Regions from separate parts of the Homo sapiens genome. Here region 2 is linked to region 1. A link is a contact called in ENCODE Hi-C or POLR2A ChIA-PET data. All regions are on one chromosome and are shown on one strand. The core of a region is the stretch at or near the end of the contact, and the rest is flanking DNA. Distances in the headings are between cores, read along the strand shown. Region 1 holds the start of IQGAP2 (IQ motif containing GTPase activating protein 2). Region 2 holds the start of SERINC5 (serine incorporator 5).

What was found. A loop is a pair of places that touch in the nucleus more often than their neighbours do. ChIA-PET counts read pairs that join two places held with the same protein, here RNA polymerase II (POLR2A). Pooled maps may share reads with other maps.
Region 2: a pooled map shows a loop between it and region 1 (4-fold over the local background). The contact joins the promoter of SERINC5 here to the promoter of IQGAP2 in region 1. A Hi-C loop is called at or near these places in 1 of 168 maps with a recorded cell type or tissue (B cell) and 4 of 50 pooled maps. POLR2A ChIA-PET finds 5 or more read pairs at or near these places in 2 of 52 experiments (common myeloid progenitor, CD34-positive and naive thymus-derived CD4-positive, alpha-beta T cell).

Annotation. Positions count from the first base shown.
Region 1 is chr5:76,398,294-76,405,878 of GRCh38, forward strand. IQGAP2 (IQ motif containing GTPase activating protein 2) reads left to right here and starts at 4,992. Exons shown (of 36, transcript NM_006633.5): 1 at 4,992-5,298. The coding sequence starts at 5,253. RefSeq lists silencers at 4,674-5,023, 5,194-5,303 and an enhancer at 4,957-5,457.
Region 2 is chr5:80,252,942-80,260,526 of GRCh38, forward strand. SERINC5 (serine incorporator 5) reads right to left here and starts at 3,107. Exons shown (of 12, transcript NM_001174072.3): 1 at 2,955-3,107. The coding sequence starts at 2,981. RefSeq lists silencers at 2,590-2,869, 2,980-3,419, 7,509-7,585 and enhancers at 3,273-4,206, 4,207-5,140, 5,141-6,072.

The DNA.
Region 1 (7,585 bases), core at 3,742-6,241:
AGATGGAGTCTCACTCTGTCACTGAGGCTGGAGTGCAGTGGTGTGACCTCGGCTCACTGCAACCTCCACTTCCCAGGTTCAAGTGATCCTCCTGCCTCAGCCTCCCAAGTAGCTGGAATTACAGGTGCCTGCCACTATGCTCGGCTAAGTTTTATATTTTTAGTAGAGATGGGGTTTCACCATATTAGTCAGGGAGGATCTTGAACTCCTGACCTCAAGTGATCCACCCGCCTCAGCCTCCCAAAGTGCTGGGATTGCAGGCATGAGCCACCATGCCTGACCTTCTCTTATTTTTCTATACCACGACATCTGCCCATCCATCCTGCCACAACAGGCCATTTAAGTTGTTTCGTTTTTCTCTGGAGTGAACATCCTTGTACATGTCCTCCTGTATGTGGGGGCTTCACTAGAGCACCTTAATAGATGTGAAGTTGCCAGGTTTCATGAAATGTACATCTTTACTTTAACTAGAGTTGACCAACTTATTCCTCGAAATGGTTGCTCAAAGTTACGTCCCCCTTAACACTGCATGAGAGTTCCCGATTCCCCACACTTGTTAAACATTTTTGGCACCTAACGGGTGCTTTCATTTTCATTCCCTGATAAATCGTGAAGCTTTATTCAAAATATCCAAGCTCTTGTAGGTCACTTAGAAGTTTGTCATCAATCAATTAATACAGAATCTTCTAGAAGGGAATGAGTCAGGCAGGGAAGATTAAAGCTAGGACAATAAGCTACTGCCAAAGATAGATCAATCCAAGATTAAAATAAAGTATACTTGGAGTATGGTCAATGGGAAAGCATAAATGATTTTAAAACATTGATTCAGAACAACTTTACAGGTATATGGCAGAGAGCCCTTTAGTAAGCACCATTCAGATTTTGTCTCATTCATGCATAAAGATCAATAAAGAACTACAAGGGATTAGCAATAAAACTATAATCAGAACTATTGCCTGGATACAAAATGGACCCCAGGGTCTATTTTGGCAAATAGATGATGGTAACTTGGGGTCATTTGTAGTACGTCCTTTAGTGTTCACCTAGGAAAAGACAACATGTATTTGGTAAAAGGCAAAAATGTTGAAAACTGTAGTTCAATTTATCAGTTTCTGTTGGGGAAACTGTGTGGACTCAGATAAACCCAGCTCTGCCATATACTACCAGTCTCTATGAGTCTGTTGCTTTACCGTTAAATAAGGATATCTCTATCTTCTTCCCAGAGTTGTTACCAGAATGAAAGTAACAACTATTTCTAGTATAGTGACTGGTGCATATAATTTATCATAGTAAATTCATGATTGCAACAAAATAATTGAGCAGCTACTACATGCCAGGCATTGCTACACATCCTGGACACATAGCAATGATGAATTAGACCAAGTTCCAGTTGTCAAGAAGCTCAAATTCTGCCTGGCATGGTGGCTCATGCCTGTAATCCCAGTACTTTGGGAGACAGACACAGGTGGATTACTTGAGGTCAGGAGTTCGAGACCAGCCTGGCCAACATGGTGAAACCCCATCCCTACTAAAAATGCAAACACTGATTGTTTCATTCATTTCTGATTCTTTTTAATTTTTTTGTAAATTTGAAGTTGAACTGTAACAGTTTTCTTTTTAGACATAGGAATCTCCTTTGCAGTAAAGCGTACTTTCTATTTCTTTTCAGTATCTCTCTTTTTCTGGAAATGGGAGCAAGTTAGAAAATTTTAATAGCCCAAGTGCTCCCAGTACTTTGAAAAAGGCTTGAATAATTTCTTTCCTATGATTTCCTCATTCCTCATTTCTGGCGACAGTCACTATTTTGGGTATGCATGTAAAATTGATCAATAATGTGATATTATTGGAAAATAACCAAGTCATCTCAAAGGCAAATATAATATTAAAGTGTGCTAAGATTTTTCCTGAGACATACTTTTTTTCCCTTTCGATGCTCTTGATATAATCTGTTATTTTAAAAATTGCATTTTCCCAAACACCTTTATTTCAACTTGTCAAAAGAAAACAGATGGGCCTTAAAAACAAAATTTTTTAAAATAATATTGCTTAAAAATTGTTTCAGCATGTCTAGTAGTTTATTAGTGTTGTTTTTTGTTTTACATTAAACAAAAAACCTTGCTTTCTTGAAAACTTTTTTTCACTAGATGGCCTTCATTTTTGTTTCTAATATTATTGCAAGCACAATCAGATGGCAAAGTAAGCTGACGCATTGCCTTGTACCTATTTGAATATTCTCCAGTATCAAATCCTAAGAGAAAATAGTCCAGCATTCTGCAGACAAATTTCTTTTCTGAGATGCTGAGGTGAAGTGGCCTGTGAGACAGTATTGTTATTACCCAATGAGTGCAGACCAAAATGCCCATGATTAATGCTAGCACTTGCAAAATAACAAGAGCATTTGCCTTTCCAATTTCGTCTTAGTGTTTTAAGTTCTTCATAAAAACATGACCCACGACAGGGCCTTGAAGCCACCTCAGATTCTTCAAAGAGCTGACCAGCTAGAACATGAACTTAGAACTACTGCCCTCCCAATCACCTATTTACGCTTTAACCTTCACTTTCTACGATTAACAGATATTTACTTTACTTAATCTACTTGTTAGTGTGTATAATATCTATACATGTTGATGGCACCAACTTGAGTATATTAAAACACCCCCTTCATCTCCCTTACTGATATCAGCCTCATTGAGGCTCTTCTTACCTCTCTCTTCAATCTCTGTCCAAACACCTTCCACGGGGCGTCAACATCTCCAAGTTGTCCCATCCCAACCTATCCTATGACCTGCTCCAATATTCTCCTTCCCTAAACTCCCTTGCATTCTGCAGCTTCCATACTCAAAACCTTTAAGATCTCTTGAATGTTTCTACGATAATCTCCGGTCCTCTTAGCCAGACACTCAGGGCCCTCCACAACCTGATGACAACTTCATAGCTCCAATCCAGTCCAACCAATCCAGCTCCAACCCAACCTTGTGCTCCACCTCATTGTTTCTTTCCCTTGGATGCTCTCCATCCAGCTTTTACCACACTTCCACTTCAAGCCACACTTTCAAACCCTGTCACCTTCCTGGACCATTTTAGTTCAGAGTGATTTTTTCACCCACCTCTAAATATATAGACTACTCATTTATTTGGGCTCTAAGTCATACACTCATACGAAAATTGTTATGTGTAAATACTTAATTGTTAACACTTGACAAATGCAACAACAGAAATGGAATGAACTTTAGACATCATTTAATTCAGCATCTCCTGACATGCACGAAAATCCCCTTCCACATTTCTCCTTTGGGTGAATATCAATTGACAGGGTGCCGAGCCTCAAATGTGGCCATTTCGCCTCTGAATTGTTCTTAGACTGAGAGGCATCTGCTTTTTAAGAAAGGAAAACTCCATTCATCCCATTCCAAACAGGTGAGAATCTAATGCCATCAGGGAAAAAAAAAAAATATTTTGCTATCCCGTCTGAATTGAGAGTTCCCTGTGTACAGTTTACGTCCCTGTGAGCATCTACCACTCACAGAGCCACCCTAAGCACGCTCTGCAGTGTCAGCATCACCTGGCAGTATGCTAGAAATTAGAAATGCAAATTCATGAGCACCAGCCCAGACCCATTGAGTCGGAAATTCTGAGGGTGGGGCCCAAGAATGTGAGTTTCAACAAGTTTGAGAAGGACTGCGTCTCCTATATGAAATGGAAAACAGCTGCTCATCCTCTGTATCCTTGCATAATAAAAAATGATTAGTGTCACTATGCCACCATTTCCTCAGCGAAATAATTTCCATCCCCCCACCGCCTCCGAGGGTCTTGCACTCTCACCCAGGCTGGAGTGCACTGGTGCAATCACAACCCACAGCAGCCTTGTCCTCTCGGGCTCAAGCAATCCTCCCACCTCAGCTTCCTGAGTAGCTTGGGACTGCAGGCGCAACCACCACGCCCGGCTAATACGGCTAATATTATTTTTTCATTTTTTGGAGAGACGGGGTCTCGCTATGTTGCCCAGGCTGGTCTGGAACTCTTGGGCTCAAGGGATCCTTGTGCCTCGGCTTCACAAAGTGCTGGGATTACAGGCGTGAGCCGCCGCGCCCGGCTCTAAATAATTTCTTATCGCCCTCCCTCAGTTTGTTTTTCCTGTTATCGGGTCACCCACACATTCCACAATTGTCAAATAGGTGAGGGCACAGGTACGGAAGCGTCCCGCATTCCCTCCAGATTTTATCACGCTGAGACACAAAGAGAAAAATAGCTCCTGGCGACCGCATGAAAACCCCGATTTCAAAACAGCCACATGCAGTTTAATTTCCTTAAAAGCTTAGCCGGAAAAGGTTTCTGTGGCTTGCGACCCCAGCTGGGCTTGAGAGAAGGCTCTGCACACTGGGGCGGGGGCGGGCACAAGGTGATCGGAGGGAGGGGGATGACTCGCAGTTGTGTTTTGAGTGGTTGCCTTGGGTTATCTTGTTCCTCCAGCACACACACACTCAGTTTCTTGTCATAAGGGGAACCCTGTTATTTTGTAGACAAAAAGTGACAGAAGCAACTTTCGAAGCAAAAAAAAAAAAAAAACAAAAAAAAACAAAACCAAAAAGACGAAGAAGAAGAACAAAAGTCAACGTGAAATCTCCCCAGAGGAAAAGGAACCGCGCTGTTTGTCCCTCAGTAACTGAGCAACACCCCGGACACGAAGGGCTCCCTGTGACTTCTGCGGTTTTTCTTGCACTTCTCCGCGTTGGTTCACTTCCACCCTCGAAACTCTCCAGAAGCGAGAAATAAGGCGGGGTGGCCGCCACCCCCAGGCCACCAGCTGTGCGGGGGCCCCAGCTGCAGGGGGTCCCGGCCCAGCGTCCCTCTCGGCCCCTTCCCTCTCCCCCGGGGGAGAAGGGGCGGGTCCACGCGGCCTGGGCGCTGCGCCCGACACGCGGTAGGGGTCGCTGCGTCTCGGCGCGCGCTCCCACCGCGGTGAATAACGGGGCCTGGCTGGAGGAGAAAGGAAACCTGCTGCGGGAGGCGGCGGCGACCGGCCAGGGAGCGAGGGAGGAGAGTTCACTTTTACTTCAGTGTCAGCGCGCGGCGGCCGTGGCTGGCTCTGGCGAGAGAGCACCGAGGGAGTGGGTCGCAGATCTTCGGGCGGCTAGGGGAAATCGGCGAGAGGCGGGATCCGAGCGCGCCGGCGGGGCGCAGAGCCCGCGAGCCTGGCCAGCGAGGGTAGCCGCGGGGGGCGCGCCCCGGGCGGGCCCCCGGAGACGCGCAGGATGCCACACGAAGAGCTGCCGTCGCTGCAGAGACCCCGCTATGGCTGTAAGTGCGCCGGGCGCGCGGGGTTCCTGCTGGCCTTGGGGAGCTCCCTCCCCGAGGACGGCGTTGGAGAAGCCGAGGGAGCCGGTTGCGCGGCGCAGAGGAAATTGGAAGGCAGCAACTGCGCGGCTGGCAAAGTTGGGAGCTGGAGTTGCAAAGGGCAGTGAATCGCGTCCCCCCGCTCCTCCCGCCCCCCAATTCCTAATATCCAGCTGGCAACCCAGACCCTCCACTCCGCATACCCAAACGGGGTGCGCGGGCAGTGCGGGGATTGCGCTCTGGGACAGACCAGGTTGGGATTTTAGGGGTATCAGGTGAGGAGTCCGCGGAGCTCCGGGTCGCCGCCGGCTTGGGCCAGGGGGTGGCGTAAGGCACCGGATTCTTCCAACCCAGAAGGGGAGGAAAGTTTGTTTGCTGTGGCTACAGGTGGGCACCGCAAGTAGGGCGCCGGCGCACTCTGCTAGTGCAAAGCCGGCTTGACTGGAAGGGCGGGAGTCTCCTCCTGTCCCGCGCCCTCGAACTTCACCTGACCCGCTAGAGCCATTGGCCTCACAGGTGTAAGTCCCTCCCCTCTGAAACCCCCCAACCCCTTTCCCCCCCGCTCCCCTCGCGCGGGAGGATTGCTGTGTGGAGAGGACGCGGCACTAGGCTCCGGGGAATCCGGCGGGAGCCCGCGTGACTTGAACGAGATGGTGTCGATTACCCAGCCAGGGGCTGCCCTCGGAAATAGGTTGCTTTGGCCGATCGTGAGTGGATGGAGCCAGATTAACACCAACCACGTGGCTTCATGTGCAGAGTTCAGAGTCCTAAACATGTGCCAGGAAGCATTTCCTTTAAAACAAACAGAAAGTTGGCCTGCTGTCTCTCCAAGGTGGCCCTGTCAGTGAACCCAAGGCCGAAGACCACAGGTTAATCTTTGCCCAGGCTGGCCTTGGTGGCAGAGGTACCAGGTTTGGGTTAAGGTGGTGATACCTTCAGCAGGGTGTTTTGTTTGTGTGTGTGTGTGGTTTTGGATGGTGCGTAAGGCCACTGACTTGCTTAACTGAAAAAGGGCTCCTCAACTTGTGTAGGTTCTTTCCCCTCCTCCCCGCTGGCGTGTCAAAGATGGGAGGTTATCTTTCCTGTGTTACCCTTGCAGTGAGGGGGAGGCCTGAGGACTACAGCCTCTGTACTCTAATGCATTCAGCAGTTGACTGAGACCCAGCTTTTTGCCTTTTGGTAAACCACACAGACAGCAGAGCCTCTTGGGTTCAAGAGGGAACGCTGTGCTCATTCAGTGTTTGCAGTGCCAACCTCAGGTGGGACCCAGCTTTTTGCCTTTTGGTAAACCACAGATACAGCAGAGCCCGTTGGGTTCAAGGAGGAATGCTGTGCTCATTCAGTGTTTGCAGTGCCAACCTCAGGTTGGTGGAAGTACTTTAATGTGACCAGCTCTCAGAATATATGGTGGCTTCACTGTGTCAAATGATAAGATAACCACAAACTTCTGCAAACTAGGTGAATCTACATGAACAAATGATTTCTTGCTATCACATGATTGATGTCGGCCCTCATGAGCAATAAATAGTGCAAAATTTCCGTGAATGTGGTACATGAATGCAGCATTTCTGTCAGTCCCTGCATGTGCATCTGTGATGCTGCTTGATTTTCACGGAATAAATCTGTGTTTTAAGTGCACTCCAGAAGAAGCTATCAAGGGAGTCCAGATCTGGCAAGCCTGAAGCCCACTCCACAGGGCCGCTTTCTTTGGAAATCTTCATCCAGCTTTCTTCACCAATGTGGTGTAAGGGGGTGGTGTGCCATCTTGTTGGAATCACTCCCGGTTACTTTCCCTCCACTCATCAAGTGCTGGCATTCAAGTTGGTCACTTAACACTGTCAAAATGGAAAATATTTGCCTATGTTTCCAGACTTTCTTGTCACCCTGAAATATTAAGGCTTTAATATGACAGTTATCTCATTAAAATGAACACTTTTATAATTTTGGTTTATGAATGGTGTATTTTCAGTGTATTCAGAACATGATATCTAGCAGAATAGATTTTGGCGTTAATAGGCATTACCTAACATTACCTATTCATGCAGAAGAGGGCTATTTGGTGTGTTAGTGTAATTTCTGGTTGTTGTTGGCTTTCTGAGCCTCCTATCAACATGAGACTGAAAATCGTGCTGTGAGCTCTTCATGGGAAGGCTAGGGAAGGATAACACAGGATTGTCCTTGCTCTGTTGTGTTCTAGGGCTGTGCTTTTTCTTGTTTATTGGTTTGGTAAATACAGTTTCAGTAAAACCTC
Region 2 (7,585 bases), core at 1,857-4,356, 3.9 Mb after region 1:
CCCGACCTAAATACCTAATTGGTGACTTGCCATTTCCATTAAATTTATAATAGGCATCTCTAATGTAACGAAGCCAAGAAACTTGGGTTTTCCTCACCAAATGTCCTCTTCCTAACAATTTCCTACTTCACCTCAGTAATGCGATCATCATCTACCCAGTGGCTCAGGCCAGAAACCGAGCCTGTCTCATTCCCACATCCCACTTCTAATCCTTGCTCAAATCCAGTTCTACCTCTGAAATATACCCAAAGCCAATGATGTCCCACTGTACTCACTCCTACAGCCATAGCCTAAATTAAGGTACCACGCTGTCTCCTCCTGGGACTACAGCAACAGCAGATTGCCAGGATTCGAGCTCCATCAGGAAAGGATTTTTGTTCACTGCCGAAGCCTAGAACACTGCTTGCCCCTAAGAGGCAAATATCCACTTAGGTTTTCCTCACCAACTGCTTCATGACCAACTCGAACTGCTTTCCTCACCTCCACTCTAGCCCGTTACAGTCCAGTCTTCACGACATCCCAATTATCTTCTAAGTGCAAATCAAACCACAGCTCGCCCCTGCTCAGAATCCTCCCACAGCCTCTCACTGCAACCAGAATTAAATCCAAAGTCCAAAGGCAGCTGACAGGTTCTGGCCATTTCTGGTCCTGCTCTTCTCTCTGACCTCATCTAAGACACCCCAGCCACCCTAGACTCCCTTGCCTCTCCTCACTGAGCAGTCTCAACTCCACAGGCATCTTCTCAGACTCCCTCGGCAACCCTCCTCAAGGCTGCTTACCACACGGCCTTCTGACAGTACCAGTACCATATTCATTGTTTCATTGTTTACATGTTTATGAATGATCTCCCCTGCCCAGATAGGCCATTGAGAGCAGAGATGCTTGTCTGACTTATGACTATATAGCAGGCTCCTGGCAAAAGGCAGGTGCCCACAGAAACAAACAAGAATTGGTAACTTCTGACGGTGCTGTGAGGTTTTGTTTGCTTTCCTTTCTTTTGAGATGGAGTTTTGCTCTTTTTGCTCATTGCCCAGGCTTGAGTGCAATGGCGTGATCTCAGCTCACCACAACCTCTGCCTCTGGGTTCAAGCGATTCTCCTGCCTTAGCTGTGTAGCTGGGATTACAGGCATGCGTCATCACACCCGGCAATTTTGTGTTTTTAGTAGAGATGAGGTTTCTCCACGTTGGTCAGGCTGGTCTCCAACTCCTGATCTCAGGTGATCCGCCCGCCTCTGCCTCCCAAAGTGCTGGGATTACAGGCATGAGCCACTGCGCCCAGCCTGTTTGCTTTTCTTTTAACTTCCTACCGCCCCATCCACAGGAAATCACAGTGTGATCACCATCACACAGCACTGAGGCCCACCACAGTGATGCCTCCAGCAGGCCTGGGAAAGCAGGGGTTAACTTTGATTTGGTTCTTTCCAAAGTCCTAAGAGGGGAGACTTTAGAAACCTGCTAAAACATCAACAGCAAAATAATTCTTTTACAAAACCCATTTGAATACTGGTAATTACAGAGCTCTAAATTAGGAACTTGGGAATGGCAGAAAGAGCCTCAAGGGGACTTCAAGGGACCAGGACAGATGCCCCTAAAGAGCTGTATCATTACTACGTAATAAAAAGTGTCGCATCATATTGGAGAAAAAGTATTTCAAAACGGGAATAAAAGATTTGCAGAGCTTTCTGAAAACAGTCTTTCCTGGTCCACCTTGTTCTCAAATACCTGGTAAGGTGGTGACCATTCTCATTCTCTTTCTCTCTCTGCCTGACACAGGGAAAAAAAATCATTTCGTCTCAGTCGTCAAAAGCCTCAATTTCCTCAACTCTGAAAAGGCCAGCTTTAATGTATGCCAAGCACAGTATTAGACCTCAAAAACCAAGACAGCTCCACGTGGCCACTCTAAACAGGACAGATTATCTGCCAGTATAATCGCCGGTTACAGAAACCCACAGTTTAACCACTCCATCACTTACAGCTGGCCTCGATTGTGGAAAGGCTGAGTGTCAGCAAGAACACCCCGAACCAGGATGCTCCCTAGAGTCTGATTCGTTCGTGAAAACACTCCATTAAAACTCTGTACCGAAACGCTGATAATCCACATGTAAAGGGAGAAAAGAGCTCCACATCCAAGAGACTCACCTACTTCGTTTTTTCTAACTCTGCAGGAAGGAGTGAAACCAGCATTACAGGGCTAAGACGTACTAATTCTACACTGATGCAGTAACTGGTAGGAGACATAATGTTTTAAGACATCATAGGTTTAAATAGGCGAGAGTTAAAAAACAGGTTCGAACAAGTTTATTTGCAAAGAGAGGCAGGAAGGTTCCAGCCCTACCCAGGCAGTCGTGCTAGTACCGAGCCAGGGTTGGGTCGGGAAATTCAGGAAGCAGGGCTGAGTTTTCCCTTCGCCCAGACCTGCGCCCGGTAGTTTGGAAGTCAGGCTTCGAGACATTCTCAAAGGTACAGAGCCCACGCTCGACTACGAGATGCCAAGCGCAACCTGCCTGGGTTGTTTGACCCGAGTTTTATTCAGGGCATAGCAAAGGAGACGGTGCCTAAACCCACTTTTCTTCCTGGATTCATCCGACAAGCAGAGTGGAGAGGGCTACGGAGCTCAGCGCTATTCACCAGTGCTCGGCGCAAGAGGCGACACGCCCCTGGAGCAGTCGGGATCCTCCGCCCGAGCCCGGCACGCCCCGCTCCACGCGGAGTCCCGGAGGCCGGACGGGAAGACCCCGGGGTAGCCTCTCGGGCTTCCCCCTGCCCCTTCCCGCCCGCCCAGGGCACAGGATTTCCCGGACGGCTGAGCGCCGCGGGGCCAGCCCGAGCGACCCACCCGGGCCCTACGTTCGGCCGCGGAGCTGGGAGCGCACCCAGGCAGGTCCTCCACGCCTGGACTCCTGGCCCGGTTCTCCGATCTGACAACCCCCGCGCTGCGCCCGGCCTCGCTCACCTGGCCCGCACAGCACTGAGCTGACATCGCGGCGGCCAATGCCGAAGGCGCGCTCGCTGGCTCCCCGCGCCGCACGGGCCCTCCTGGCTGCCTCGCGCCTCGAGCGCTGGGCTCAGCCGCAGCTCACACTTGAACGAAGATCAGCCTCGGCGAAGCGCCTAGGCGCCGAGGCCTGGGTAAAAACAACTGCGGCCAAGCCCCGCCCCGCCGCCGGCCCCGCCTCGCCCGCCCCCAGCCCCGCCCCGTGCCCGCCCCTTCCCGGGCGCCCGGCGGCGGAGCAGGCTCGACCCGGGCTCGCACTTCCGCTGGCGTCAGGCGGGTGGGCTGCTGCGATCACTTCCCGGTTGGGGCGCCGAGCTCCGGAGTCGGCCGCCAGCCTTTGGGCCCCACGCTCCGGGTCTGGTGCGCGGTCTGGCCGCGCTCGGGCCCTCGCCAAATGAGAGCGCAGCGCCTCTCCGCCTTCGGATCCAGAGAAAGAGCTTGTTGCTGCCTCTAAAAGGTTGGAGCCTTAGTAAGCGGTTCCTGCCTTTCCTGCACAGACCAGACCGCCGGGTGCTGGTCTGCGCTCTGCCGCGCGCCGACTGGGACAGCCCACCCACGAGATCCTTGTTCCTGAAATCCCTTTCCTTCCCTCATCTGCCAAGAAAACTTTCAACTTTTGGGCTCTCCGCGCCTCCCAAGCTTCCTCGAATCCCTGGGCCCTTGACTGTTCTGCCCTGATGGCACTTGGTGAGAGATCCATTGAGAGCCCTTTCCGTGCCTTCCTGAATATTGATATGTTTTCCAGCCTCTCCTCCTGCGCTGGCCCAAGGACTCATTTTCCGTCCCTGCTTCCTCACTAAAAAGAGGGTGCCCAATAATTGCTTGTTCCATACAGAAGGCAGGGAGGCCGTCTCTAGGTTTTCTCCCACTCAGATCTGCTGTCCTCACAGCCACCTCCCCAAGAGGAATGAAGGTATTTCTTTTTTTTTTTTCTTTTTTTTCTCTGAGACGGAGCTTCACTCTGTCGCCCAGGCTGGAGTGCAGTGACGCGATCTCGGCTCACTGCAACCTCTGCCTCCCGAGTAGCTGGGATTACAGGCGCCTGCCACCACGCCCGGCTAATTTTTTGTATTTTTAGTAGAGACGGGGTTTCACCATCTTGGCCAGGCTGGTCTCGAACTCCTGACCTCAGGTGATCCGCCCGCCTCGGCCTCCCAAAGTGCTGGGATTACAGGCGTGAGCCACCGCGCCCTGCCGGAATGAAGATATTTCTGTTAGTGCGATTTTTGCGCCAATCCCTTTGCTCTTTCAAATAAGCATTACCGTACCCATTTTAGCGGTGAGGCAACTGAAGCCCAGAGAGGTTAAATAACTTGCCCAAAGCCTCACAGCAAAGTTGAGGAAGTAAAACTGGGCCTGGAATCCACTCGTCTGATCCCCTGGCACATGACGCAAGGCTTGACCTTAGAGGGACTCGTTTCCAGACAGAGCTCTGGCAAAGGAGTGTCTTGGGCAGCTTAGGAGTAGAAGAGGAAAGGTGAATGGAAACCAGGCCTTGGGTTATGAGCTGCGCAGGATTTTCCAGCATCTCAGATGCAGGCGTTTAGAGAAAGAGATATAATGGAGCAGGCCCTACTCAGAGCCACGAAAAGGAATGAGGACAGTTGGCTCTAACTCAAAACAAAAATAGGGTAAACCCAATCAGTCAAGCGCAGCAACCTGCTCCGTGGCGATCTGTGACTCATCAGAAGCTGAGGCTCTCACCAGGACTTTCTAATGAGCTTCGCTGTTGGCTACGACCGCGGTCACTTCACTTCAGCCCTACTCCTGGCCTGGGGAAATGGGCAGGCCCCCTAGTAGCTCGGGGTGGGGAGACGGGTGGAGAGGAAGGAGGGGCGAAAAGGGAAGGCGCGAAATCTACAAATGTTTAAGCCAGCTGGAACTCCGATGCCTCTTTGCCTTTTAGGGAAATTGACTCGACTCGGAACTCGAGGACCTTTCACAAGAGACCACTGGGTTAGGGGGCAGAGCTGGTAATAGAATCCAGCGCTCCGAACCCTGAATCATGTCCTCTTTTTGCTGCTGAGGCTCAGGCCACAGCACCCCAAATTATGACTGTAGAATACCAAAATATGCTATCCCAAAATACACTTGTTTGGCACATTTCAAGCTGGTTATTCTGAGAAACTGCAGACACGGGAGTAGCTCTGAAAAGCTGTCCTTTTGTAAAGCAAATTTACATCTATAAAGGAAGTCCACATAGTAAAAGTATCTGTGTCAGGAAGGCAGCTGCTCAGAGAACTTTTATTACATGAGAGACTTTACATAACAAGGCAACTTTTTTTTTTTTTTTTTTTTTTTTTTTTGAGGCAGAGTCTCGCTCAGTCGCCCAGGCTGGAGTGCATTGGCATGATCCCGGCTCACTGCAACCTCCGCCCCCCGGGTTCAAGCGATTCTCCGGCCTCAGCCTCTGAAGTAGCCGGGATTACAGGCGCGCGCCACCGCGCCCGGGTAATTTTTGTATTTTTAGTAGAGACGGGGTTTCACCATGTTGGTCAGGCTGGTCTCGAACTCCTGACCTCGTGATCCGCCCACCTCGGCCTCCCAAAGTGCTGGGATTACAGGTGTGAGCCACCGCGCGCAGCCACAAGGCAACATTATTTACCATACATTTCCTCCACTAACCCTCCTATATCCTACCTGTGGTGCCTCCCCACTGTCCCCACAGAAGCCCCAAGCCCTTATTTATTTCTAGCTCAGAATGCTATAAGCTTCAATCATCTGGCCCTTCATGTTTTGTGAGATTCCTGTGCTGCTGCGTATGCAGGTAATTAAAACGGTTTTTCTTCTGTTAATCTGTCTTATGTCGGCCAGGCGTGGTGGCTCATGCCTGTAATCCCAGCACTTTGGGAGGCCGAGGTGGGCGGATCACGAGGTCAGGAGTTTGAGACCAGCCTGACCAACATGGTGCAACCCCATCTCTACTAAAAATACAAAAGAAGTAGCCGGGCGAGGTGGTGCGCACCTGTAATCCCAGTTACTCAGAAGCTGAGGCAGGAGAATCGCTTGAACCCAGGAGGCGGAAGTTGCAGTTAGCCGAGATTGTGCCACAGCACTCCAGCCTGGGCGACAGAGCAAGATACCGTCTCAAAAAAAAAAAAAAAAATCTCTGTTATGTCAATTTAATTTGCAATCCAAGTAAAGAACCTAGAAGGGTAGAGGGAAGCCATTTTTCCCTCCCCTACATTGCTAGTTCCATGCCAATGTGAGAGGACTCTGAGAATGTGGATGTCTGCCACCTGGAGAAAGAGTCTTAATAACCTGGGCACTTGGCCAGGCACGGTGGCTCACACCTGTCATCCCAGCATTTTCAGAGGCAAAGGTGGGTGGATCACCTGTGGTTAGGAGTTCAAGACCAGCCTGGCCAACATGGCGAAACCCTGTCTCTACTAAAAATACAAAAATTAGCCAGGCAGGGTGGTGGGCACCTGTAATTTCAGCTACTCAGGAGGCTGAGGCAGGAGAATCACTTGAACCCAGGAGGCGGAGGTTGCAGTTAGCCTAGATGGTGCCATTGCACCCCAGCCTGGGCAACAAGAGCAAAATTCTATCTCAATAGATAAATAAATAAATAACCTGGGGACTTGTAGCCTCTATTGAAAGGTACCAGAAAAGGATAAAGCCTGAGTTTTCAAGCCAGGAAGTTGCAAATTCTAACTCTACCAAGAAGTAGCTGGGTGACCTCCAAGCCTCAGTTTCCTCATCTTCAAAACCAGGTTAATAGTGTCAGAGGCATTTGAACCAGAGAGACTCCATCTTGAATAGGGACTGGGTAAAATAAGGCTGTGACCTGCTGGGCTGTATTCCCAGGAAGTTAAGGCATTCTTCGAGGATGAGATGGTGGGGGTCAGCACAAGATACAGGTCACAAAGACCTTGCTGGTAAAATAGGATGTAGTAAAGGAGCCGGCCAAAACCCATCAAAATCAAGATGGCGACCAAAGTGAGCTCTGGTCGTGCCCACTGCTCATTATACACTAATTATAATTCATTAGCATGCTAAAAGACACTCCCACCAGCACCAGGACAGTTTACAAACATCAGGAAGTTACCCTATATGGTCTAAAGGAGGAGGAACCCTCAGTTCTGGGAATTGCCCATCCCTTTCGCGGAAAACTCATGAATAATCCACCCCTTGTTTAGCATATAATCAAGAAATAACTATAATTAGTTGAGCAGCCCATGCTGCAGCTCTGCCTATGGAGTAGCCATTCTTTACCTCCTTTACTTCTCTAATAAATTTGATTTCACTTTATGGACTTGCCCCAAATTCTTTCTTGCGTGAGGTTCAAGAACCCTCTCTTGTGGACTGGATGAGGACCCCACTCTGGTAACAATATACTTTTTGTCCAGTCACATTTCTACATGGCTGTCCATACTCTGTTGAATGTAAGCATAAGAATGGACAATTTTGCTGTATCTTTGGATCTTCATTCTGAAGGCTCCCATGGCATGTAAAACTATGATCAAATAAATTTGTATGCCTTTTTTCCTTTTAATCTGCCTTGTCGGTTGATTTTCAGTGAAACTTCAGAGGGTAAAGGGGAAGTTTGCCCTTCACCCCTACATGGTCAAGCTCAAGATACCAAA